Linked DNA regions of Mus musculus: region 1 is linked to region 2. The links are chromatin loops, found by intact Hi-C in ENCODE. Cell type or tissue: gastrocnemius. All regions are shown on one strand. Links, peaks and the distances in the headings refer to the core of each region. The heading gives the core; the rest is flanking DNA.

The links. A loop is a pair of places that touch in the nucleus more often than their neighbours do. Peaks named below come from ENCODE experiments on the same cell type or tissue, not always from the same donor. Only the 100,000 strongest peaks of a DNase experiment are listed, where the experiment ranks them.
Region 1: a loop joins it to region 2, with 5 times the contacts of the local background. A loop is called at or near these places in 17 of 42 quality-filtered maps.

Annotation. Positions count from the first base shown.
Region 1 is chr1:165,854,793-165,862,792 of GRCm38, reverse strand. It overlaps Cd247 (CD247 antigen), which reads right to left. Exons shown (of 8, transcript NM_001113391.2): 2 at 7,524-7,627; 3 at 6,337-6,393; 4 at 5,297-5,377; 5 at 4,315-4,350; 6 at 3,518-3,574; 7 at 2,969-3,004; 8 at 681-1,789. The coding sequence ends at 1,724. Among named protein-coding and RNA genes, the nearest start is that of Gm32999, 9.7 kb to the right of the region's middle. In gastrocnemius, for the core only: a CTCF peak has its summit at 4,187 (motif pointing right); a DNase peak (open chromatin) is centred at 7,430; H3K4me3 peaks cover 617 bases; H3K27ac peaks cover 1,907 bases.
Region 2 is chr1:165,959,532-165,976,195 of GRCm38, reverse strand. All of the region lies in intron 1 of Pou2f1 (POU domain, class 2, transcription factor 1), which reads left to right. Among named protein-coding and RNA genes, the nearest start is that of Pou2f1, 35 kb to the left of the region's middle. In gastrocnemius, for the core only: no CTCF peak of the experiment used is centred there; a DNase peak (open chromatin) is centred at 8,977.

The DNA of each region.
Region 1 (8,000 bases), core at 1-8,000, 110 kb after region 2:
CAGGCCTGGATGTTAGGTGCATTCTGCCTAAAGACCCCAACTTCAGGCTTAAAAGTGAGTGAACTGCCCCTGCCAGGAATGTGTACATAGAAGCCCTTTCTATTTATGCTGTTAATATTGGTGTTGGGATCGCTAATTTTCAGGGCCTTTTAATAAACAGCCTTGGATTTCTGTTTATAAAGCCAATGTACAAATTTTATTCTTTTGTCCATCATTAATTGGGCTTGATGAACTGGGAACTCTTAAGTAGAGATGCTCTACTTAGAGAAGGCACTACTAAGGTAAAGGTCACCTTTGATGAAGGAAGCTGATCTAATACTGCTGTCCACTCCCCACCCCTGTGTGAGGGCCATGGCAGCTGCCAGGCACACCTAAATGCTCTGCTCAGTATTACTGCCAAGTTCTCCTGCACTCAAAGTGAAGTTCGCCTCAGGACGCCTTTCCACCATCCTCTTCCGGTTCAATCCTAAGGCCAGGCCAGGTCCCTATTCTTTCACTGAGCATTTCCCTGTGTGATGGCCCAAAGCCAGCCTCGTGCCAGCATCCAACAATAGGCACTACCCCATGCGTTAAAGAGAACCTTCAGGATGGCTTCATGCATGGGTACCCCTGCCCCCTGCCCGTTCCTAACTGAATCTAACATCACTTTCTGCAGAGGCTGCCTTCTGCGGTCCTGTCTGCATTGCTACCCCAGGCTTCACCACTGAAATAAGGCTTCAAAGATCATTTTTAGCAAAGTGTTTATTATGCAAAATAGCAAGCTGGTATAAATTAAAAAACCCAGGCGATCAGAGGGTTCCCCATCCATGGGTACAGGCACTTTAATGACACAATGACCTTGCCGGCCACTGATTGTCACTGGGAACGTTGCAGACCTGGGTGGTCTGGGTCTTCCTGCCACCTGACAGGGATGAACCGAGTTCCTGGAAGAAGGCAGGACTTGCTCCCTTTTCTCTTGCTCCCTTGTCGTTGGCGGTAATGGCCCATCCTATTTTCTGTGTCAGTTTGTACACAAGTTATTTGCACTCTTAAAAGCATGGTCTTCATGAAGGTAAGACATCTTACCGTTCCTGGAGTGCCTGGCACAAAGGCTGGGAGATGTGGAAAGTACTCTTGATGGAAAGAGGCCCCTTGTTACTGTTCCCCTGTGGCTAGGAACCTTCCTTGTGTGTTGCTTCCCTTCTTTGAGCCACCTCTGGCTGGCATTTACCTGGACTCCCTTGTACCTGCCTCTCTGCCTTTCACAATGTGGCCTAATTACATGTTACCTCAACACTGCAAAGTGTGACAACAGAAGCCAAATTTACAGCAGGAGCGGAGCGAGTCAATACCCATAGAACAATACACACAGTACCTAGGGCTTCTCTGGGGACTTTACAAAGCAAACTGAACTCAGCTAGCTGCAGGAGGGAGTGTGTTAGTGCCCCACCCTCCACCCCCAACTCCTAGCTAGGGCTGGGCTCTGCAAGGAGAGGAGCCTGCCAGAAGACCCAAGAGCAGGGCTGGGGTGGAAGAGCAAGGGTGGCTCTCCCTTTAGAGAGTCCAGGGATGACGTTCTGTGTTCAGTGCTCTGGAACTGAAGAAGACAAATGTGGCAAGTGAGAGAACCATCCTCGTCATGAAATGGTGGCTGGGAAATGAATAAACTGAGGGGGGCTTTGTCCTCTGTCCTTCACAAGTGACATCAGCAGGTGAAGCCCGTGAGGGAGAAATGCCCTGGCTGTTAGCGAGGGGCCAGGGTCTGCATATGCAGGGCATCATAGGTGTCCTTGGTGGCAGTGCTGAGACCCTGGTGAAAGCAAGTGACAGAAGGGTGAACAGGAGCTCACAGGTACAAGCTTACTCTCTGTAGCTCATCCACGGTCCCTTCAGGAGCCCAAGAGGATCCCTTCACGTCCCAGGTGGGAATCTTGCCTGAGAATGCTGACAGAAAGATTGGTTCTTTGTCCTGCTACAAATGACTCAAGCAAGTCTTTTCCCAGCTTGATTCTCTACTTTTCTCAACTCAGACACCGTGCCCTGCAGCACACAGGGCCCATCAGATTCCCATCTGACCAAAGAGGAAGGTGGCTTCCCCATGTCACACACTGAGCTGGGACCCAGGAGGTGCCAGACAATGTGCTACCTGGACCCACAGAGAGTCTGGACTAGTCACAGGGAAAGTGGTCCCTCTTTAACTCAGTCCTTCTCCGGGAGCTTCCGGGCTCTGGCCACTGTGGAATGTATATTCAGGCAAAGCTGGCCCCAGTCTGGCTGGACAGCCTCTTCCTCCCTATCCCAGCAACAGGAAATATGAAGTCACTAGGGAGCCCTTTTTAGGAAAGTAGGGTCTCTGCACGTTGTTTGCATAAATTACATAAACCAGGCACCTGATTACAATGTTTTCCTTTTGAAAGGTCCTTTTGATGTCTTTTTTTTTTTTATTCAATCTTTCTGCCCACTTTTTGTTTGTTTGTTTGTTTGTTTTTCGAGACAGGGTTTCTCTGTATAGCCCTGGCTGTCCTGGAACTCACTCTGTAGACCAGGCTAGCCTCGAACTCAGAAATCCGCCTGTCTCTGCCTCCCAAGTGCTGGGATTAAAGGCATGGACCACCACTGCCCAGCCTTTCTGCCCACTCTTAGTCTTGCAATTGGGGAGGGGGGAGCAGAACTAAGCTAGCCCAGGAGGCAAAGGAAACAGTCAGCTGTAGAGAATCCTTTACGTTTCTTGCCTGCACCTCTTGGGGCTCCCTTCCCACCTCCCTAGATAGCTGCTTTTGTCTGCTATATACAAATGATGTGTCGCTTCCACAGCTGAGTCCCAACCAAGCTGTAGAGCCATAGTGGCCGTGGAGTGACCTCCAGTCCACTTGTGTGCCCTGGGCTTGCGTGTCCTGTCTGTTGACAAAGGCCTGTGCCACCAGCAGACTACAGTAGCTTCAGCTCTACCCCTTTTGTGCCGCCCAGGGTGGGCGCCGGCCACTCTCACCTGGTAAAGGCCATCGTGCCCCTTGCCTCTCCGCCTCTGAAAGGAGATTAGAGAGGAAGAGAGTCAGTTGTAGCACCCTTGCTCAACTGCCCCTACTCAAGGGATCAGAAGGGACGGCTTCCTAACCAGCAACCCCTCTCCCTGGTAGAGCATTGCCCAGGGCCCCATACTCAGAACTCAATGCTCTAGCCTAGATATTTTCAAGTTCTTACAAAATCATCAATAAACAAGGGGCCATACACTTTCATTCCCCCCCCCCCCGGGACCCCATGTCAGCACGCAGTAAGCACACAACAGTACTATATAAACAGCGACACTACTTGAAAAGGTTCGATCCGCTTCCAGCAGGGCTTAGCACAGGCTCTAGGTTTGCCTTTGAGACCTGACACCTCAGTCCATCCTTAGTCCCATGTACTGTCCGGCAGTACCTATGCTCATGGCTGCCGTCACATGGGCTTGTCTTAGTTGAAGGAGGAATGGATGGGAAAGGAAGACTTCGTACCAGAAGGAACCTGCCTGCCTAGGGCTTCAAGGAAGAGCAGCGCTCACCTCGCCTTTTGTGCCGATCTCACTGTAGGCTTCTGCCATCTTGTCTTTCTGCAGTGCCTACAGGAAGAGAAGAGGTGACACATTCTCTTCTTAACCAACACAGAGAGAGCATTCCCTCAGAAGCCTCCGGGTGCCCAGGCTGCCAGGCTCCAGTTGCCAGGGCTCCACGCCTTAGGCATACAAACATTGCTGCCCACAACCCTGACTTTGAAATCTTCCCTGATCTACCGGATCTATACATTGAGCGATTCACATTAGATGCAGGAAAATGGGATTTAGAACTGTAAACCAAGACAGGGAGATTGGACAATATAAGGGCTCAGGGGGAGCAAAGAGTCATTTATTTGAACAAGCCATCTCTTCATAGCTGATACCACAGGCTGTGGATCAGCCAATCGCAGTGCTATACCAACAGCGGCAAGGAGCACCTTGGTGGTCTGAAACTAGTTTCACACCACTGTGGTGGGGGTGAACTTTACAATGAGAGAAAGTGTTCAGAATACTCCAGCCCTCGGGATGAGCGTCCTCTCAAGACAAGCCGGCTCCACACTCCTACCCAGCGTAGCCTGCAGCTTCTGCCCAGTTCCCCAAGCACAGGCTCAGGGCCCACAGAACAGCAAGAAAAAGGCAGAGGAAATGAGGTGCTGTGACCCTGCCCAGCATAAGAGGATGTTCTAAAGCTACCAGCAGGTGGCACATGGCCACCCAGGGAAGGCATGGACTAGCCTGGACAGAAAGCACCTCTGCCAGCCCTCTTCCATCTGTCTAGGGTGAATGGTGAACTCTCCCATACTTACATTGTATACGCCTTCCTGGGGGTTCCTCCTCCTCTGCTGGGGAATAGAAAGGCGCAGAGATGAGCTTGAGAGAATCCAGGCTGGCAAGTGTAATGACCTCATGCTGCCTGGCCTGCTACCCCCTGCCCTATGGCTCAGCTATCAATCTCCATATTGCCCAAGCCTTGCTCAGGTCGCCCTTGGTCCGTCCCACACACCTCTGGGCAGGGACTCTACAATGCATACCTACCACACTTCATACTCCCACCTGGACATGTCTTAGGCTGCTGGTGATCTCTCAGCCCCCTTGCTCTCTCACGCCCTCACACGCACCATAAACAGAGACACGGGCTGGGTCACCTCATTCAGAGGCAGCCAGTCAGTGCTCTTCAGTGTTTCTGTGTTTCTGTGGCCACTCTTTGCCCTTCCCCATACCCTCCGGGTCCCGTGGAGAAGAGCTGAGGCTGGAGACTGAAATAGGAATGAGGAATTTTATTTCTTGCCATGCCCTCTAGCAACACCTAGGACTAAGAGGTCAGGGCCAAGTGGGCATGTCTGACCAGAAGCATTGAGGACACTGGGTAGCTTTGAGTAGCACTGACCTTACACTGGGATTTTTGTCCTGAGTCCTGCTATTAAGAGGCCTCTCGTGCATCGGAGGAGTCCCCCATCCCTTCCCCTCCCTACAGGGCACAGGCCCCTGGAGCCTGATGTGGCCATGTTCTAGAGGGGTATTCAGAATCCAGAATGCCTTCTCCACAGGCTTAGCCCTTCCTGTGTGTATCTTGACATCGTGTTGGCTAAGGCGCAGTAGAGGGGAGATGGACGTGAAGGCAAGGACGATCTGAGTACTGAGGTTCCTTCTGACGCAGAATGGAACCAAGAAGAAAGGGAAGGCACAACAGCAAGTGTCTGTCATCCTCTTGTCCCAGGCCAGAGTCCAATGCCCACCTGCTGCTATAGCCTCGAAGCCCACACACTCAGAAGCGGAGGAGCGCCCTACCTGTTTGCCTCCCATCTCTGGATCCCGAGCCCGCTTCTTCTCCAAGACGTCATATTCCTCTCTTCGCCCTAGATTGAGCTCCTAGAAGAGGAAACAGGACCTTGAGGAGAATGGGGTCACATTGACCAAAACTGGAGTTGGTTTCCCACCCGGTGGCTCAAAAAGAAACAAAGCAGCATAGGGGAAGTGAGGTATGTGGGTGGGGAAGGCACTGGCCTCTGCCTAAAGATCTGAGTTCAATCCCCAGGGCCCACATGGCAAAAGAGAAGTCCTCTGACCTTTATGTGTGCATCACGGTACACATACACACACACAAAGCACAATAAAAAGCAAATGTAATTTTTACATTTTATGTGTGTTATGTGTATGTGTGTGTGCCTGATGTATGCCTGTGCACCACATGCCTGCAGAAGAGGCATCAGATCCCCTGGGCTTGAGTTACAGATATTTGTGAGCCAGTAGGTGCAAGGCTGGGGGCAAGGCTGCGTCCTCTGCAAGAACACCAAGCACCCTTCACTATCTCTCCAGTTAAAGCATGGATCAAGGCAAGAAAGGTGGTGGGAACTGCTTCATCTTCAAGCTAGCGCCTCAGAAAACACCTGCTACCTTGCTGGCACATGGTGGGAACCCCCAAGTCACCATGTGCTGATCTAATAGGGTTAATGATACACTTTCATTAGCATGCGAAATGGAGGCACCTAGAGGGGAATCTCACAGACCAGAGCCCCACTGCGTTTCTGTGGGACCCTTCCCTCTGTGCTGTGGCCTCTTGCCTTTGCAAAATTGCTAGTGACTGAAAGTTCTCCTGAGGCAGGGCCATGCCATGCATCTCATTCTTAAAGCTCCTCGTCCTCATAGCAGCACTGAGGGGCAAGCAGGATTCCGCTCCAGTCAGGATTAGAAACCTGAGGCTCAAAGGCTTGCCACCCAGCCACCAGGCCAATAGCTTTGGACCAGACCTACAGCTTAACCTGACCTTGAAGTTTCCCTAGGTCCTAGGACAAGGCTTTCCAAGAAGGTCTGCAGAAGGGGGAACTTACATTGTAGAGCTGGTTGGGGTCCTGCAGGTTGGCAGCAGTCTCTGCACTCCTGCTGAACTGCAACAGAGCAGAGAGAATCAGAGCTCAGCACCACCTCCAAGGGGCCATCGGACTGGCTATAGTGCAGAGCTGCGTGTCAGCCCCTCCATGCCCGATGACAACAAACTCCCTTGTTGGCTCCCTGTGGCTAGCCCAAAGTGTAGCCGCTTCTTTCTGAACTCAGTTGTCCTTTCTCCTGCCTGCGACCTGACTAAAGTGCTTACAGCTTTAGTCTTCAGAGAAGTTAATCATCCCAAGTAAAGGCCTTGCCCCCCCCACACACCCCCACACACCCTGTGTGCAGGGGTTCCAGGCTCTCCGTCTGTGCCTGCCGGAATCCAGGAAACCCCTCCTGTTCCCCTTCCTCCAGGAACCCTGAGGGTAGACAGTGCCTACAAAAAGCTTCCTACTAAGTTGGCACATGGGCATCATTACTCACCCAGCTGTTTCCTGAGTGGGAAGCACCTTGCTTGCTTACTGTCCTGACTGTGTGCCCCGAGTCGCTATAACCACACATGTTACCTAAGCTGAGAGGAACTGCAGGATTTTCCAGAGTTGGTGCTAAGTGTAGTTTCCAAATTTAAAAAAAAATCATAAAGTAAGACTTCCTCAAATGAAATCTTATGCCTGAAAGGAAATGGGTTCTACTGCCCTGGGAAGATGAGATTTCTACCTTCCCAGGTGTGTCCTTTCCACAAACCCACGGCTTCAGGCACCAGGTGATGCCTGATGCTCTGTCCACCATTCTTATTTCCAGGATGGGAAAATCAAGAGTTGGAGAGAAAAGCTGTATGGCCTCCATTACAGCTCAACCGCAGGCCCTAAGAAGAGGCTGTCTTGTCTGTCTTTCACTTTCTTGTCCTAAACTGTTCAGTATAAGCCATCTGTTTCCCAGCAGAAGCCACATCCAGGCACTGGTACCGATCTTCAGTAATACACATAGCACTTGGATCATTGAGCTGCTCTGTCTGCCACAGATGGATACCCCGCCTTCTCTGCTCACCGGCTGTGCACGCTTGGTTGTATCCTGCCTTGCCCATGGACACCAAGCAGAGCACAGGCCTGAGACTCTCCAGTGCCAAATCCCCACCTCACATCCTCCCAGTGGAGGAACCTATACCCTCCCTCAAGAGCCCAGGGGAACCCACTTTTGCTCTCAGGTACAGGGCTGTGATGATGACTCCGTAGATGAAGAGGATTCCATCTAGCAAGTAGCAGAGTTTGGGATCCAGCAGACCAAAGCTCTGTGCCTCTGTGCCAAGAGAGAAAATTGGTTAGGCATGCTGGATCTGGCAAGAACACATCCCACCTACCCCAGGTCAATTCTGTGACAGATTGTAGTCATGTCACGGGCACTAGGTCCAGTCCTCATACTTCACACAGACCACAACCTACAACCTCTCTCACTGAGTCTGAAGAAACCCAGCCTGCAATGGCCAATGTAACCACATGTACCAGATGTAAAGAGTGCACCTATGCATACAATGTAACCACATGTACCAGATGTAACGAGTGCACCAATGCATACAATGTAACCACATGTACCAGATGTAATGAGTGAACCAATGCATACAATGTAACCACATGTACCAGATGTAAGGAGTGCACCTATATGCATACAATGT
Region 2 (16,664 bases), core at 4,416-12,415:
TATTGAGGAGTCATGTCTCATTTTTGGGCATCAAGTAGTCTCTTGCTTGAAAATCTGACATTGGCACTATTTTTTTTTTCATTTGAACTGAAAAACCAGTGCTTGTTTGAGCATAAGCAAGATAACTTAAAAAACAACTTATTTTTAAAGCATTGCCTCTATTTTTGCTCTGTAAAAAAATAAAAACAAGAAGACAATAGAAACATATACTTGTGTCCAAATGTCAGGAACTGCATGCGATTCTTTCCTTTAGGAAAGTGTCTGTCTTTTGAGCACTAACATTGATTTCCAATTGAAACTGGTAGAAATAGACCAGACTTAGAATATATGTGTGTGTGTATACGCTCACTCTCGCGTGTGCACACACACACACACACACACACACACACATATATACACACACACACACGTATACCCACATATATGTACACGTATATATGTGTGTGTGTATAGTAGCTTCAGATTTAAAGGAAATTGCTGAGAGGGGAAATAAGCCTTTGTTAAAAACACTGGAACCAAAATAACATTGGGAAAAATGGGAAATAGAGTGATTGCTTTGTAGGAAATAGTAAGGGCTCTATTCAGACAAGACTGCCTGTCGGTGGCATTTATTAACCCTGATTGATACACCAGGTTATGTGCTTAGCTGCTTAGCTAATTAGGTGTGTCAGGATACACATGTTTTATAGGGTAAGAATCTGGAGGTTTCAGTAGAGCAGCTCGTCAAAGCTTCTGAGGCTAAGCTCTAGGTCTGACAGTTGAGGTCTGAGCATAGGAAAGCTGATTTGTGTCCCAGCAGTTATTGAGTGAGCTGTACTCTTCCTCCAGATGTGATTCTAAAATGCCATTTTCTGTTTTCTCTTTTCTATTTTTTGGTATTTTTGAGACAGTTTCTCAGTGTAGCCCTGGCTTTTCTGGAACTCACTCTGTAGACCAGGCTGAACTCACAGAGATCCTCCTTCCTCCGCCTCCTGAATTATGGGATCAAAGGTGTGCATCACTACTCCTGGAGTTCTGTTCTTTCTTATAGTTTAACATTTCTGTCTTTTGGGAGAAGTGATTTATGGGTTTAAAGAAAAATGAAGGAATTCCTCACCATAGTTCTTATTTTGTATTTGCCACACTTATTTTTGGGAGACTTCTTAGTAACTGGTCATGAAGAATTCTCTGTTTTCTTCACAGCTAGTATTTATTATTTAAAAAAGCAAACAGATAAATAAATAAAACTTTAAAGGATGTAATTTTCTTTTAACTTTCCTCCTCACAAATAGTATTCAGTATCTGTGTAAACACTCTTAAAGGCCAGGTGTGTGATCATAAGTCCACATCAGGCACTTGCGTTATCTTTTCTCTAAAGGAATAGCTAGTCAATGTTCTGGATTCTTTAAATTGAGAAGTGAAATGGGTATTATGTACATGCTTATAGAACGAGGGAAAACAAGTCTCAGCACGTAGGTAATTAGCAAAGTGTTAAGTAAGACTTTGTGATCTAAGCCTTGAGAAGAATTCTTTTGAAGAAGTAATATTTTTTAGGATCCCCTGTTAGTGTCCTTACGATCAGATCCTTTGCAGACATTTTGTAAAACCTATTCTTAGTAGTTCTGTGAATAGGTAAGGACCTGAGTTTGGATCTCTAAAGTTCACACAGGGCTGGTTGGACTTGGTATATATACCAGTCCTTCTTCAGTGAAATGGGAGTGGAGACTGGAATCCCAGGGAGTTCAAAGACTAGACACCTGGTCTCAAACAAGATTGAACACAAGGACCAACACTCAAGGTTGTCTTTTAACTTCCACACATGCCTCTACACATGTATACAGGAACATATAAGCATACACATTAAAAAACAAACAAAAAACCCAAACAATGCTGGACAGCTAGCTCAGCAGATAAGAATACTTTTTGCTTTTGCAGAGGACCTGGGTTCAGACCTGTGCACATGGGGGCCCGTAGCCATCCCAGTTCCATAGGATTCTATACCCTTTTCTCAACCCTATTTGCTGCATATACATACATGCATGCATACATACATAATACATACATACATACATACAGGCAGGCAAAAATATACATATACAAATCTGTACAACAACAGAACCTAAACTATTCTTAGCTTGTGAGCCATATAAAAGCAGGCATTGTGCCAGGGCTTCATCAAAGATGATAGTTCACCAGTCCTGTGTTTGTCACTGTTCTACTGGTTCACAGGAACTCTGGAGGTGCTCTGAATTATAGTAATTGCCAGTCTTTGTTCAAGGCACTGAGAAAACAATGAAACAATAAATCACTGCATTTACTAGCAAGTATTAAGTACCAAGTAGAGAAAGAAAAAGCATAGGAGGGAATTATATATACCTGTATTATTTTCTAAACAGGGGTTTTGTGGTTATGTACTTTGTGACAGATTAATGTATTTTAATGTATTCATTTGGCTTCTTAAAATAGTACAGAATAAACTAAATTGTTGTCCTTTTAGATTTCTGTTAACTGATGTCCAGAGGACATTCGCTTAGTTAGAAGTATGGACACAGGTTACTGGGCTCTGCAGCCTTGACTATAAAATCATGATGCTATATTGCTTCTTGTTTAATAAAAACTTTCTTAATTTTACATTTATTGATGGGTGTGTGCATATGTTAGTGATTCTGGTTATCAAACCCAAGACCTTTTATATGTCAGGTAAATGCTGTATTGTTGAGTTACATCCTCAGCCTTAGGATGAGTTTTGTACATAGTTTTAAATTATCTCTGTTCTCTTTTAACATAGTAGCTGTAGTATAGATACTTAATAATCCCTTTGTTCTTTTAATGTGGCCTAATGAGGAAAACAAAATTTTCTTTTTAGATTTATTTATTTATTTATTGTGTATGCAGTATTCTGCCAGCAAGAATGCCTACAAGTCAGAAGAGCATATCAGATTGCATCATAGATGGTTGTGAGCCACCATTTGGTTGCTGGGAATTGAACTCAGGACCTCTGGAAGAGCAGACAGTGCTCTTAGCCTTTGAGCCATCTCTCCAGCCTGAAAGATAAATTTTGTATGTGGTATTTTTTTTTTTTTTGCTGTTCGATTCAAGAGTTATTCAGGTGCATACTTTGTTTTAATTATGAGAAACAAAAGATAAATCAGAAACAATTATTGCCCTCAAAGGGAATAGTTTCTGGAAGCAGTTTATAAATTATAAATATGGCTGTTGGCTTAGTTTTGCTCTTTCATGTATTAGGAGTGATCATTTGCACTTGAGGTGAGCGGGGTAGTACACCAAGATGGAGCTAGGGCTGTCCATTCTGAGTGGAAAGCTGGCGCAAGAATACAGCAGATAGGATGTCGACAGGTAGATTATGATTCTGGAGAGTAAGACTGCACTTCCAAAAGAAGGAAGAGCTGGGGAAGCAAGGTCTAATCGAGGAGAAAACGCCAGCTGTGTTTGGAGCTAAAGTAGTCTTCTGACTAGTTTGTGTGTGATCTTAGGCATCAGATGAAGGTAGACAGTAGGGAGCCACTGAAGTTGCATTGGGTGGATTAATCCAGTAGCATAGTTGGTAATGAATAATGAGATGATTTTTCATTGCTGTATCTTTTATTTTCTGTAAAATTAAAATAAATGTAAACTTAATTTAGCTGTCAAATAACAGTAAGAATCTTCACTGATGAATATGGAAGCAGGAACATGCTTATGTTCTCATACTGCACCTTTTTTGTTTTTTCAACAGGGTTTCTCTGTGTAGGCTGACTGTCTTGGAACTTGATCTGTAGACCAGACTGGCCTTGAACTCAAGAGATCTGACTCTGCCTCCCTGCCTCCCTGCCTCTGCTGAGATTATCTTGTCAATTTAAAAGTCTATGGTCTATGGCTTAGGCAGGAAATAGGGGTGGGACATTGGGAGGAGAAAGAATTCTGGGAGAGAAGGAGGCAGGGAGAGGAACCTGAAATGATGGGAGGAGGTGGACGCATGGTACCTGAGCACAGGTGACCAGCCACGTGGAAAAATGTAGGTTATATGGGTTGTCTTTGATTTAATCAGAGTAGAGCCTAGCTAGATGGCCAAGGTATTTGTAAATATAAATTGAGCCTAAGTCTTATTTCTGGGAGCGTGGGGCTGAGAGGCAAAAAACAGACCTAACTTAAACATCTGCCTTTGTGTGTACCACTGCATATCTAATACTGTACCAATTTATAAAACTAATTAAATTCACCTTTGTTGACTTGTGGTTTAAAGTTCTGTATTCAGGCTCTTTTGCAGATAGATTAATATTACAAAAACACATTTCTGAATGATACTACTCAAAAAGCCTTTTAGGCTTTTGTGTGTGTTTGTGGGGGGGTGTCTGCAGACTTAATATCCCAGTAATATAGGCCTAGTGAGAATTTAGGCCCTTTCTCAATTACCTCCCCATGCATTCCCTACTCTATACATACTATTCTTTAGCTTTCTCTTGATGTTACATTTCTTTGTAGTTGATGTGACCTTCGCAGAGAAGGGTGTGTACTAAAGTGCTGAGAACTTGGGCTACTAGGTCATATTTGGCAGAGCTGAGATGAGAGGTACTTAAACTTGCTGTGTGCCAGGTATTGTGGCAGATCATGGAGCTCAGATACCAATTGACACATAAGTGGTCTCTGCTCCTTGTAGACGTAGTCTGCAGAATATTTTAATCATTAGTAATTAATGCACTGCTGTAATTGCAAACTGGGTGAGTCCTGTTGGGAAATACTCTGGGGTACTCTGAGCAAGTATAATGAGGAGAAGGGGTGAAGCTGATTTAGAGAGGCATGTGGGGAACATCTTTTGGAAGTGAATTTAAAATGAGGATTGAAATGGGAGAGCATGTAGACAAGGTGCCTTATCTGTTCCTGTTCTATCTTCCAAATAATTAACACAAAGACCTGTTAAGTTTATTAACAAACTGTAAGCCTAGGCTGGGCAGCAGGTTCTGAGCTATTCTAACCCTTTAAAGCTGTTAATATCAGAAAAATGCCCAGTTACTTGCCAATCTGGTCTTGCCTTGGCTTTCTCTGATCCATTTGTCCCCTGCTGTGTCCTGATATATGGAAACCTCCTGGTCTCTCCATGTGGTCCTTCTCTCACTGGGATCCCTGGTTGGGATTAGAAGAAGTCCAGCCTTTCTAATTCCACTGCCTTTGACCAATCAGAAGAAGATGGATATCCTAGGTTTTGGGCTAATATCCACTTATCAGTGAGTACATATTGTGTGAGTTCCTTTGTGAATGTGTTACCTCACTCAGGATGATGCCCTCCAGGTCCATCCATTTGGCTAGGAATTTCATAAATTCATTCTTTTTAATAGCTGAGTAGTACTCCATTGTGTAGATGTACCACATTTTCTGTATCCATTCCTCTGTTGAGGGGCATCTGGGTTCTTTCCAGCTTCTGGCTATTATAAATAAGGCTGCTATGAACATAGTGGAGCATGTGTCCTTCTTACCAGTTGGGGCATCTTCTGGATATATGCCCAGGAGAGGTATTGCTGGATCCTCCGGTAGTACTATGTCCAATTTTCTGAGGAACCGCCAGACTGATTTCCAGAGTGGTTGTACAAGCCTGCAATCCCACCAACAATGGAGGAGTGTTCCTCTTTCTCCACATCCACGCCAGCATCTGCTGTCACCTGAATTTTTGATCTTAGCCATTCTGACTGGTGTGAGGTGGAATCTCAGGGTTGTTTTGATTTGCATTTCCCTGATGATTAAGGATGTTGAACATTTTTTCAGGTGCTTCTCTGCCATTCGGTATTCCTCAGGTGAGAATTCTTTGTTCAGTTCTGAGCCCCATTTTTTAATGGGGTTATTTGATTTTCTGAAGTCCACCTTCTTGAGTTCTTTATATATGTTGGATATTAGTCCCCTATCTGATTTAGGATAGGTAAAGATCCTTTCCCAATCTGTTGGTGGTCTTTTTGTCTTATTGACGGTGTCTTTTGCCTTGCAGAAACTTTGGAGTTTCATTAGGTCCCATTTGTCAATTCTCGATCTTACAGCACAAGCCATTGCTGTTCTGTTCAGGAATTTTTCCCCTGTGCCCATATCTTCAAGGCTTTTCCCCACTTTCTCCTCTATAAGTTTCAGTGTCTCTGGTTTTAAGTGAAGTTCCTTGATCCACTTAGATTTGACCTTAGTACAAGGAGATAAGTATGGATCGATTCACATTCTTCTACATGATAACAACCAGTTGTGCCAGCACCAATTGTTGAAAATGCTGTCTTTCTTCCACTGGATGGTTTTAGCTCCCTTGTCGAAGATCAAGTGACCATAGGTGTGTGGGTTCATTTCTGGGTCTTCAATTCTATTCCATTGGTCTACTTGTCTGTCTCTATACCAGAAGATGGAGAAGAGTGTTTACAAAACAATGACACAGGTGATGCTTCATAGACATAGTAATATACTCAACTCTCTGCTAGTATAGAAATCATGTGTGACCACACCTAGTTAGATAAAATAATTTTGTTGAGAGTTTTGTTAATAGTGTATTCTTAGTATGTAGAAAACTGCATGTACCAGGCAGTCAGTGGCTCATAGCTGAGTGAATGAGTGGAGTAAAAGCTGAGGGGACAGGGAAAACACAGTCTGGATAGGAAAGGCTTGGTAGTTGAAGTAGTTAGAAAAGATGTGGAGAAGCCGTGGGTTTAAGACAGAATTTGTAAGAAAAACTAATAGGATAGTTGACAGTGATAAAGTAATTTTGTTTATCTGTTGTGCCCCAAGCTCAGTATTTCCTTAAACTACCATGTTAGTAATTAGATAAGAGACCTTGTTCAGTGTAGTGAAGGCTAGTGAGAATTTAGTAAGTATTCAGCTGCTGAAAATATTTGTATAAGGTTTGGGTTTTTTCTGTTTTGTTGTTTTGTTTGTTTGATTTTTGTCCTGGGGAGGATTGTACTCACAGGCTCAAGCGTGTCAGGGAGTGCATTACTGACTGAGATATGGTCTTAGCTCTTGATGTATACTGTTTTGTTTTGCATTTTTGGAGTCATGGTCTCATGCTGTAGGCCAGGAAACCCCTGTGTAGTTAACAGGCTGGTCTCAGACTTGGCAGCGCTCTCCTAACCTCAGCCTCTTGGGTGTTAGGTCTCTAGCATGAGCTCTCATGTTGGTTTCCTTGTCTACTTAAAAATAGGACTATGATGCCTGTCAAGGTGGCTCTGTGTTAAGAGTGTTTGCTGAAAAGACTGATGACCTGAGTTCAATTCCTTCCACCTGGTGGAAGGAGAAAAGTGACTGTTGCAAGTTGTCACATGCAAAGGACACACACTAAATGAATAAACAAGTAAAATACGTTTAAATTTAAATGGGGTTTGTGAGATAGCTTGTTGAAGTACCCTGTGATGTGGTTCCTACCTAGGCACAAATTTTGTTCATCCCGTTCTTCCCAGGGAGAGGCAATGATCAGACACTCTCTTGTAAATACCCTAGAGTGAACAGACCTGTCCACTTTTCTTTCCCAAAGAGAATTGCCTTGTTCAAAAAGTCTGTAGTGCTGCATTTGAGAATTAGAGTTAGTGGTGTTAACGTCTACACATGTGAACCCTAAAATAACCATATCCATATCCATTCAAAGAGTGATTCGAAGTGGTTGTTTTCTTTCTCTCAACTTTTGTTTTTTGAAATTAAAATTACACCATTTTCTTCCCTCAGACTCCTCCCATGCACCTTTTGTGCTCTCCCAAATTCATGGCCTTTCCCTTTAATGTTTTTTTCATTTGTTTTAGACAATTTTTGGTCTATAACTGACCTACTTCCATGTACATGCACATAAGTCTAGCTGAAAAACATCCTTTCAAAATAGCTATTTTGGAAAGGGCATACAGTGTTTTAATTTTGCCTGTTATTACAGTTGCCTTTGAGATAGTGCAAAGTTTTAAGTTTTAAGTCTACTCACTGGTACTAGGAGTTGATTGTGGCTTCTGAATACACTGTGTAGTGTAATGTGATTGGGCATTAATTAAATAAGTATCAACTATAAAGTAAGATTTTATAAAATTGTAGCTGACTTTAAAGTAGTTTAAAAGTACTACTTTTACAACATCTCAGCAAATATTGGGAATATGTACACATGTACACATTTTCAGGTAATTTATCAGATGTCAAATTTTAAAAGAGTATATAGTATTAGGAAAACAAAATGATAATATTAGAAGTTACTTTAGCACAACTTTGGGAGAACAGTGTAATACATTGAATTTGAAATGTTTGCACTGTTTAACTGAAATCCGTTATCACTAGTCATTTGTTTATAGAATTAGTTTAAGCTATCAGGGAAAGATATATAAACAGTACTACTTCTTGAAGCTCGGATGTTAGTGGAAGTAGAAATAATTCAATAGAGCATAATATGTTGTTTTAACACACCAGAAATGAGAGCTATGTGTATGATGACTTCTTTTTTTAAAAAGGAGATGTAAAATACATGTATGGCATAAGATGAAAATTTATGTATCTAAGTCACATGTATCAGGAAAACCTGGGAAAGTAAATACTAAATGTAACAGGAATAGGACAGTTTCTTATGTTTTAGACTTATCTGGTTGTTTTATGCTGAGTATCTTTCAAAAACAGTAACCAAATCTATTTTAAAGCCAGACATTATTATCGAATCACTTTATAGCTGTCTTTTTCCTTTTTAAAAAAATTATTTTTAGTTAAGTGTATGTGTGTGGGTTTGTGCCTGTGAGTGCAGGTGTGCACAGAGGTCAGAGGCAGTGGAGCTCTTGGGGCTGGAGTTTAGGTGGTTGTGAAGTCTATGTGCCAAGCTCCTCATTAGCCTCATACAACTATGTTTTTTATTGCTTTAAGCTGACTTTTGTCGTACAAACCAGAGTTATTTATATTTTTGATTAGCCAACGATTCCTAGGACTTGTGATTTCTTGCTCAGTTATTTTTTCATGCCTTCAAGATGACAATCAGTTGATGTTTTTTAGTCTGTTAGCCTTGACTGCACACTTCATCCTGTAGGTGGTGCTCGTGGTTTTTGGTGTTCTTTTGTGCTACTTCTATCTCAACATTTTCCTAATCTGGGAAATCATTTAATACCCACTGTTGTTAATAGAATGCTTATCTTTTATGTAACTCTTGAAAAATCAGTATTTACTATTTAAAGAAATATTTGTAGCAGAAAATAATCTGTATTAAATTTTTTTTTGTAGAGTTTATTTTGCATTTTACTTGTCTACTTAACTACTTAGTGTAATATTGGAAATTTTTATTTTAATTCTGAATTTTACTAGCCAACTCCTCAAAATTCCCCAAGTCTAGCAGAACTAAATTATCACAATGAGTTCTTTTTTAAGTCCTCCCTTCCCTTCTCTTTGTGTGTGACTCTCACTCTTCTCTCTCCCTTTTTTCTCATCTGTCAAGTTCAAGAGCAGCTCAGATGCCATGAATTAAGTGAAGCACAAAAGAGAGAAAGGAGACCCTTTTGAAGAACAAAGGCCTCCCATTAGGCTGCCATGTTCTTTTCTGACCAAAAGTGCACCCTGCATGGTTCCTATTGTTGTCCACATGCCCTGCACATACGGTAAATACAGTAGATCCTCATTACCTCACGTTTTCCTCCCCTTCCTCCTATGCCACACACAACCAGTGCAGCTTTAGGTCTTTGATATCTTTAGGCATTCTTAATACAGATGCTTTATATCCTTTTAAAAACTACAGGGGAAGAAATGGAAGTGGAGAACAGGCACACCAAGTAAAACCCCACAAGAAGGGAAAATTAGCTGTTAGATAAGCTGCAACCCAAGAGCCAGGGCAGGTGGAGGAACCAAAGACTTATGGTGTTATTCTGCTCTGTGCTAGTTAGCATCCTGGCTTTTAAAGTTACAACTTTGATTTATATGGACTATGGATTAGTTATTCTTCTCTTTGTCCATGCGACAGAACAGACAAGCGGGACAAATTGAGTTGCTGAGTGCAGTCTTTAAATGAGAGCTTGTTGGTAATCTGCATGCTTGCCTTTGCTGTCATGTACGTGACTTATCCATAGGTTCATTGCTCTGTTTTCATTGGAAATGAACTGCATTACCTATAGGTTACTACTCGTGTTCTCATTGGAATTGAACTGAATTATCTGTAGGTTTATTATTCTTGTGTTTTCATTAGAATTGACCTAAATCTTCTATAGGTTTGTTATTCTGTATTTTCATTGGAATTGAACTGTGGACTGGGGGAAAAAAAGTTTTAAGTGGTAAATAGAGTAAACTGTGCAGAGCTTGGTTGTTTACATTTTTTTGAGGCAGGGTCTCATGTAGCTCACATTGGCTTTGAACTCACGCTGTAGCTGAGGATGACCCGGATACCTGATGTACCTTTACTTCCTAGTTGCCAAGGTTATAGATGTGTGCAGCAACCCTACCTGGCCAGAAGTTGCTGAAAGTTCATGTTGTATGCATTTGAGATTAGTCTGTACAGTTGTTTTAATGTTGCTGGAAACGCCCGTGGTACTTAACTTACAAAGGAGTGTGTGGTTCTTGATATTTGCTCACAGTTAACTATGGAGGAAAAGACTGTCATTACCAAGCATGTCGAAGTAGCTAAAGGCCTCCTTATTGTACAGCAAACATGGAGTCCTGACGACTAGAGGTTTGGGTATTGGTTTTATTTTTATTCTTTGAAAGAAATTTGACAGTTTTTTGGTATTGTTAAGGAGAAAAGAGATGGAAAGAATGCCAGAGGAGAAAGGATGTACTTTTACTGTAATTTTAAATAAAAACATTTGTTTTGATGTAGGAAAGAGTGAGAACCGACCTTTCGGCAGCATGTGCTTTCTTTCTGTAAGACTGAGCTGACGACAAGCAGTTTGTGGCAGCGCTTACAGGCTGTCTTGAACTCACTGTGGATTATGGGGCTGCCCTTTTAGGATTATAGATATGATTTAGTGAGGTTAAAAAGAACATTAAATAAACCTTTTCTAGAAATAGTGACATTTTATTTTGAAATTTTCATGAGATGAAATTGATGTTCTGGCTTCTTTTTCTACTTGACATTCATATTAAAAATACCTAACATTTAACTTTTTTTGCCCTAAAATTTTTTCACTAATATTGAAACCTGGCTTAATGCGTGTGATTGTAATTGTGTGTGTGTGTGTGTGTGTGTGTGTTTGAGAGAGAGAGAGAGAGAGAGAGAGAGAGAGAGAGAGAGAGAGAGAGAGAGAAGGAGAGAGAAATATTTGAAAAAAATGTGTTTGAGAGAGAGAGAGAAATATTTGAAAAAAATATTTGACCTTACTTAGATGCTTTTTAGGAATAATGAATAGTTTCATGTTTTGAGGGTACAGTAGTCAGCAAGAATCCTTCAGATTATATACTTGACAGCAAAATAAAAGGCAAAAATCTTCTTGCTTTGTGTTGTATAGGTAATTACCATTTCTGTTGACTGTATGCAACGAGGACTCTCAGGCAAGTAAGAGACTTGTTCTAATTTTGTCTTGCTTTTGCCACTGGTCACACAATTTTCCTCTTTTGTTTTTTGCGGGGTGGCATTTGCCGTCAGAAGAAATCACTGACAGTCACACCCAGATTGCTAAACTCCAGTGCATTCACTGATATGTTCTGCTGGGATCACTGGTGACAGCTTTGATACAGGTGCATTGAAACATTTGCCTTTGAGAGATGGAAAGTGAGTTCTCGTTCTTTTATTGCATGCTCTTGTCTCCTGCCATCACATTTCAAGAACAGTTTTGTTCCTAGCATTCGGCCTGTCACTAGTGCCCCGCTGTTTCTCTTTGCTAATCAGAATGTCCCCTGCACATCCAGACAGTTCATACATGGAGGGCTACTGCTGTGAAATAAATGTGACTCCAGGCCTCCAAGGTTGTGGTCATAATTTTATAAGTTAGTATTGATTTTTAACATTTTGTATATTATGCTGTAAATGAAATTGAACTTACATTGTTTTAAATAGTTTCTTTTAGAACCATTAGCTTTAGATTTAAAGACATGCTAGGTCTTTAAAATATACCGTTGTTCAATTATAACCATAGTACACAGAATTAGAAAAATCAAGTAAACAGTAACTTTTAAAATCAGAAAGAATACCCAGGGAAGTGGTGATAGAAGCAATTTAGAGCTGTGAGCCAGCTTTCCTCTTTGAGCTTTCTTTGAAGCTATTTGAACAGTTGCTGGGGTAATTTTAAACATTAAATGTATTTGTGACTAAAATCTTCCTTCTCTAGCTACTAGCTACCAAAGCCTCACAGTGGTCTCATTATATAGAATTTAAATGATGGTTAAAAGAGACAGGGAATAATAAGGTTGGTTAAACCTATATTTATTAAAAGATAGAGCATGAAAAGATTTGAAGCCTTATAGTAGTTCAAGGTAGTAGGATTCATAAAAAGTTGAGATGCCCTCCCAGAACCCCTGCTCCCCCCCCCCCCCAAGGATAGATTTTGACTTAAAAACATTCATCTGTGCCCTGGGGAGAGAGATGGAATGAAACGAAGACTTCAGAAAGTTTCCTTGGAAGACTTAGAACTGGGAATGGAAAGTAGAAATTAATGAACTATCAAGAGAGAAACAATTTTTATTTCCACAAACACTGATGAAAACCGGAGGACAGACAGTGATCCTTAGGCCACTCTCCACGTGCTCCTTGTGACTCACGTGCTCTGTCGCCACGTTCTGCAACCCATGCTATCTGTATTTACTTGGCCCAGGGGCAAGGGTTGGTTTTATGTTTTCAGATGTGTAAAAAAAAATTAGAATGAACAAGATTTTATGGTATATTAAAATTATTTGAAATTGAAATGCTAACAGATAAAATTAAACTTAAATCAAGACACAGAAATAGCCACTTGTATATGTATTGTCTTTGGTATTTCTAGCTGTTCCTGGGCTGCAATGATAATATGGAGTAGTTGTATCAGAGACTATATGGCTCATAAAAGCTAAATTTCATGCTTATTTCCTGGCTATTTACCCAAATTTGCTGGTCACAGAAATGTAGCATGTTTTCTAAACTAGAAGTTCTTGGCCATTAATGAAATTCCTTTATACCTTTACCCGGTAAATAATTTTATTATTATTATGCAGTACCTGCATAGTCAGTGTGTTTTTGTTCTCCATAATACTCCCTTGGTTGAGTGTTTTGTGTTTTTTTTTTTTTTTTCCCCTTTAGAGATAGGGTCTCCATAGATAACTCAGTCTACCCTTGAACTCATGATCCCCCAATGATAGCCTTCCACGCTTGGATTATAGGGGCTTGAAGGCTAGCAAGTATTTAATTACTTCTGGTTCTCTCATTTGAATTATGAAAAAAAATTATTTTTCAGAAGTCAGTCTAATTTGCTGTTCCAAGTCTACTGAAAACTTTGTAGCTCTATCTTTATTCATGCTTACAAAAATTACAAGAACTTAAACATCAGAATTGCTATTTGCTATTTGGAAAAGCTACATTGAGATGAGCAGTTAGTCTTTTCTTGAAGGTATTAGTACTAACAGAGGTTATGTATTGGATACTTTAAGATACATTAGAAGTGAGTGCTGTCAAGATGTCTTAGTAGCTGAAGGTGCTTGCTGTCAAGCCTTTCAAACCCACATGTAGAAAGACAAAATCAACCCCTGTAGTTGTCCTCTGACCTCCACATACTGGCCCTGGTTCACCCACACAATAAATAAATGAATAGTTTTCTAAGATGTACTAAGTGATCACATTCTAAACATATGCTGCCAACACTGGCTTATCTTTCTCTTGTTCTCGGGTCTGCTTTGTTCATCTCCTGTCAGACGTAGGAGAAGTGTGGTAGTTGTTGGGAGTAACATGGAAGTCTTGTAATATTCTGAATAAAAATTTAGGGTAACTTCTATTAGGAGTTTTTGAGTTGCCTGGGTAAAGGGAGTACTGTGTGCATGAGGATTTGAACTTATACTCCATTTCTCTTCTTTCTATTAAGCCTCACTTGCCTCAGCCAATAAAAATATGAGATTTAAATACTAAATGAGAAGCTGTAGAGTTTGCTTGACAGTTAACAGTTGCTGCCCTTCAGATGACCCAAGTTTGGTTCCCAGTGTCCGTATCAGGCAGCGTCAGAGGATCTGATACCCACTTCTGGCCACCCACAAACACTAATAAAAACCTTTTAAAATAAAGCAGAAGAAGTTAGTAAGTTTACCAGAGGTAGAAAAGCTGTAGTTAATTTTCTTGCTTTCTTTCCCTTCCCGAGAAATCGGGCCTGACTGGACCATGCTGCTTATGATTGAATTAACTCATAGAGGAAAAACAAAAGCCAGAACCATTGATTAAACATTTATTCTGAGTGAACAACTGCTACTAGATAAAGATGAGACCTCATAGCTAAGTTTTCTCAGCCCTTATCATATCTAAGCAGTAATGAGTGATAGTTCCTTCACTTCTTAGTGACTACTTCACACAAATGTAAGGGTTATTCTATATAGACCTTTCCTGCATGTGTAAACTATTCCGTTTGTGTGGTGGTTTCAAAGAGAAATGTTTCCTGTGGGCTCAGGTCCTTGAACGCTTAGTCCCCAGTTGGTGCTGTTTGGGAGTTGGTACAGTCTTGCTGGAGGGATTGACCACTGGTTTGTGAAGTACTGTGAACTTTTACCCAGAACTTTCCTTCTTTGACACCCTTGACCACTCACTCTCTCTCTTGAAACTGCCCTCCCTGGAAGCTGAAATCACGCCTCTGTTTCCTCTCTTCTACCTGGTAACTCTCCTACTTTGTCTCCTTTGTTTCCTTAGATGTTGGATTCCTGAGGGCTTGATTCTAGGATTCCATTTCTTTTCATTCTACAGCCTAATGTATTCATGCCCATGGCTTCAGTTACTGTTTGCTGATGCTATCTGGCATTTCCTTGTGTCCTGTATTTCAGGGAGAAATATCAAATTATTCATGCCCAAGGAAAAGACATGCTCCCCTTTACTTTCCAAATCCATAGCCTGTCTTATCCTAGCATAGGCAATCCTTATCTTCCCTCCTGGAGCACAGCAGGTACACTGGTTCCCCCCAGTAGGTGTCCGTACAGAAGCAACTGCAGTGTATGTTCTGAAAGGACAAATGTAACCACTCTTAGGATTATAACTTAGGTCATTTGGGTGACACAGCCCATTCTACTTTCTCAGTCTCTTCCCTTGCCTGTCTATACATAAGCCACTTAGGCCTGTGTCCAGATTCTGACAAATATCCTGCTTTGACCTTCTACCTCTCTTTCCTAGACAGTTGTCATTTTATTATTTGCATCTCAACACAAAGACAGTTTCTGTACAAAAACTGCTTGGTGCAGTAATTCCACAGATGTGGAAGGCACTCCAGGAGTCGGAACTAGAGAGGAGAGGTCTGGCTAGAAGGGAAACAGCAGGAGCGCAAAGTGGTCCTCAGCAGTACTGAGAACAGGGTTTGATGTTTCTTAGACTGGCCTCTAACTCCTGGCCTAAGTTGATCCTTAGTCCTCCTGTCTCAGCCTCTACTTAGGAATACTGGTGCTTGGTATTGGAGGAGTTTGTTGTGGTTGGTTTGTTTGCTTGTTTGTTTTTCTTTTTTTAATGACTAGTCAGACAAAAGAAGGTCACTGATAGCTTTTAGAAGCTTGAAATACTACATTCTACAGCACAAAACAGAATTCCCTCAAAAAAATATGCTCAAAAATTTCAGTAGTGCTAAGTTTAAGATATAGTGGTCAAATGCAGGGTACCGTAGAGAGAACTAATGGAAACATGCATCTATATTATTGCCATCGCATCCATTCTTCCAATAAACAGAGACATGAGTACAAATTTAACTCAAGCATGTTTAGCTCAGCATGGTACATGTAAATGTGTCCCTAAAACAGAAGTTCTACCTGCTCAGCATGGTCTTTCACCATGCAAAATAGATGCTAAATGAAGCCAGCTTTGCTATAACCTCCCAGCTGTGTTGTCTCTCCCTCCTGGGGATAAAAAAAAAAGAAAAAAGAAAATATAAAGAACATTTGTTTAGAGTAGATAATAATTTTTTTTTAATAACTCTGACAGTGTGGGAACTAATAGGGTCAGGGGAAAGAGAAGGAAGGGAAGATAGCCTACTTCCAGCCAGATTTCCTCCTATACTCTGGGCAGGCAGATGTGGGAGGGCTGCCAGACGCTTTCCACTTGGCCCTGGGTGGGCATCTAAGCCACTGACCCCACTCGATAGGGGGTGGACAAGGAAGGGGCAGCCTCTGAAACCAGGGGGCCCCAGAGCGACACCCTGTAGCCCTGGGGTTATGGGAGAGAGGGCTGAGGGAGAGAGGTTTCCACGCAGGTGAGAGTAAGCGCAGTGGGCCTTGATGGACAGAGACAGACAGACAGACAGACACACAGAGAGAGAGAGAGAGGGAGAGAGAGAGAGAGAGAGAGAGAGAGAGAGAGAGAGAGAGAGAGAGACCCCAGCCATGGCTAAGAGGAGAGAAGGGGGAAAAGGAGAGAGAGAAGAAAGGCTAGAGAGGAAGAGGGAAAGAGAGGGAGAGGAGAGAAGAGAAGAGAGTAAGGGGAGTAAGAGCAAGAGAGTGAGGAGGGGCCAAGTAGCCCCTCTTATGGTATGCTGTTATCTTTATTGTTGCTAGGTAACTGGGGAGGAGTTTAGCATGAAGGTCAGAAGCTTGGGACATTGTCTACTTGACTTCTAGCCATGCTTCTTTTGTGGGGGCTGAGGGGCCAGTAACTTCCACAG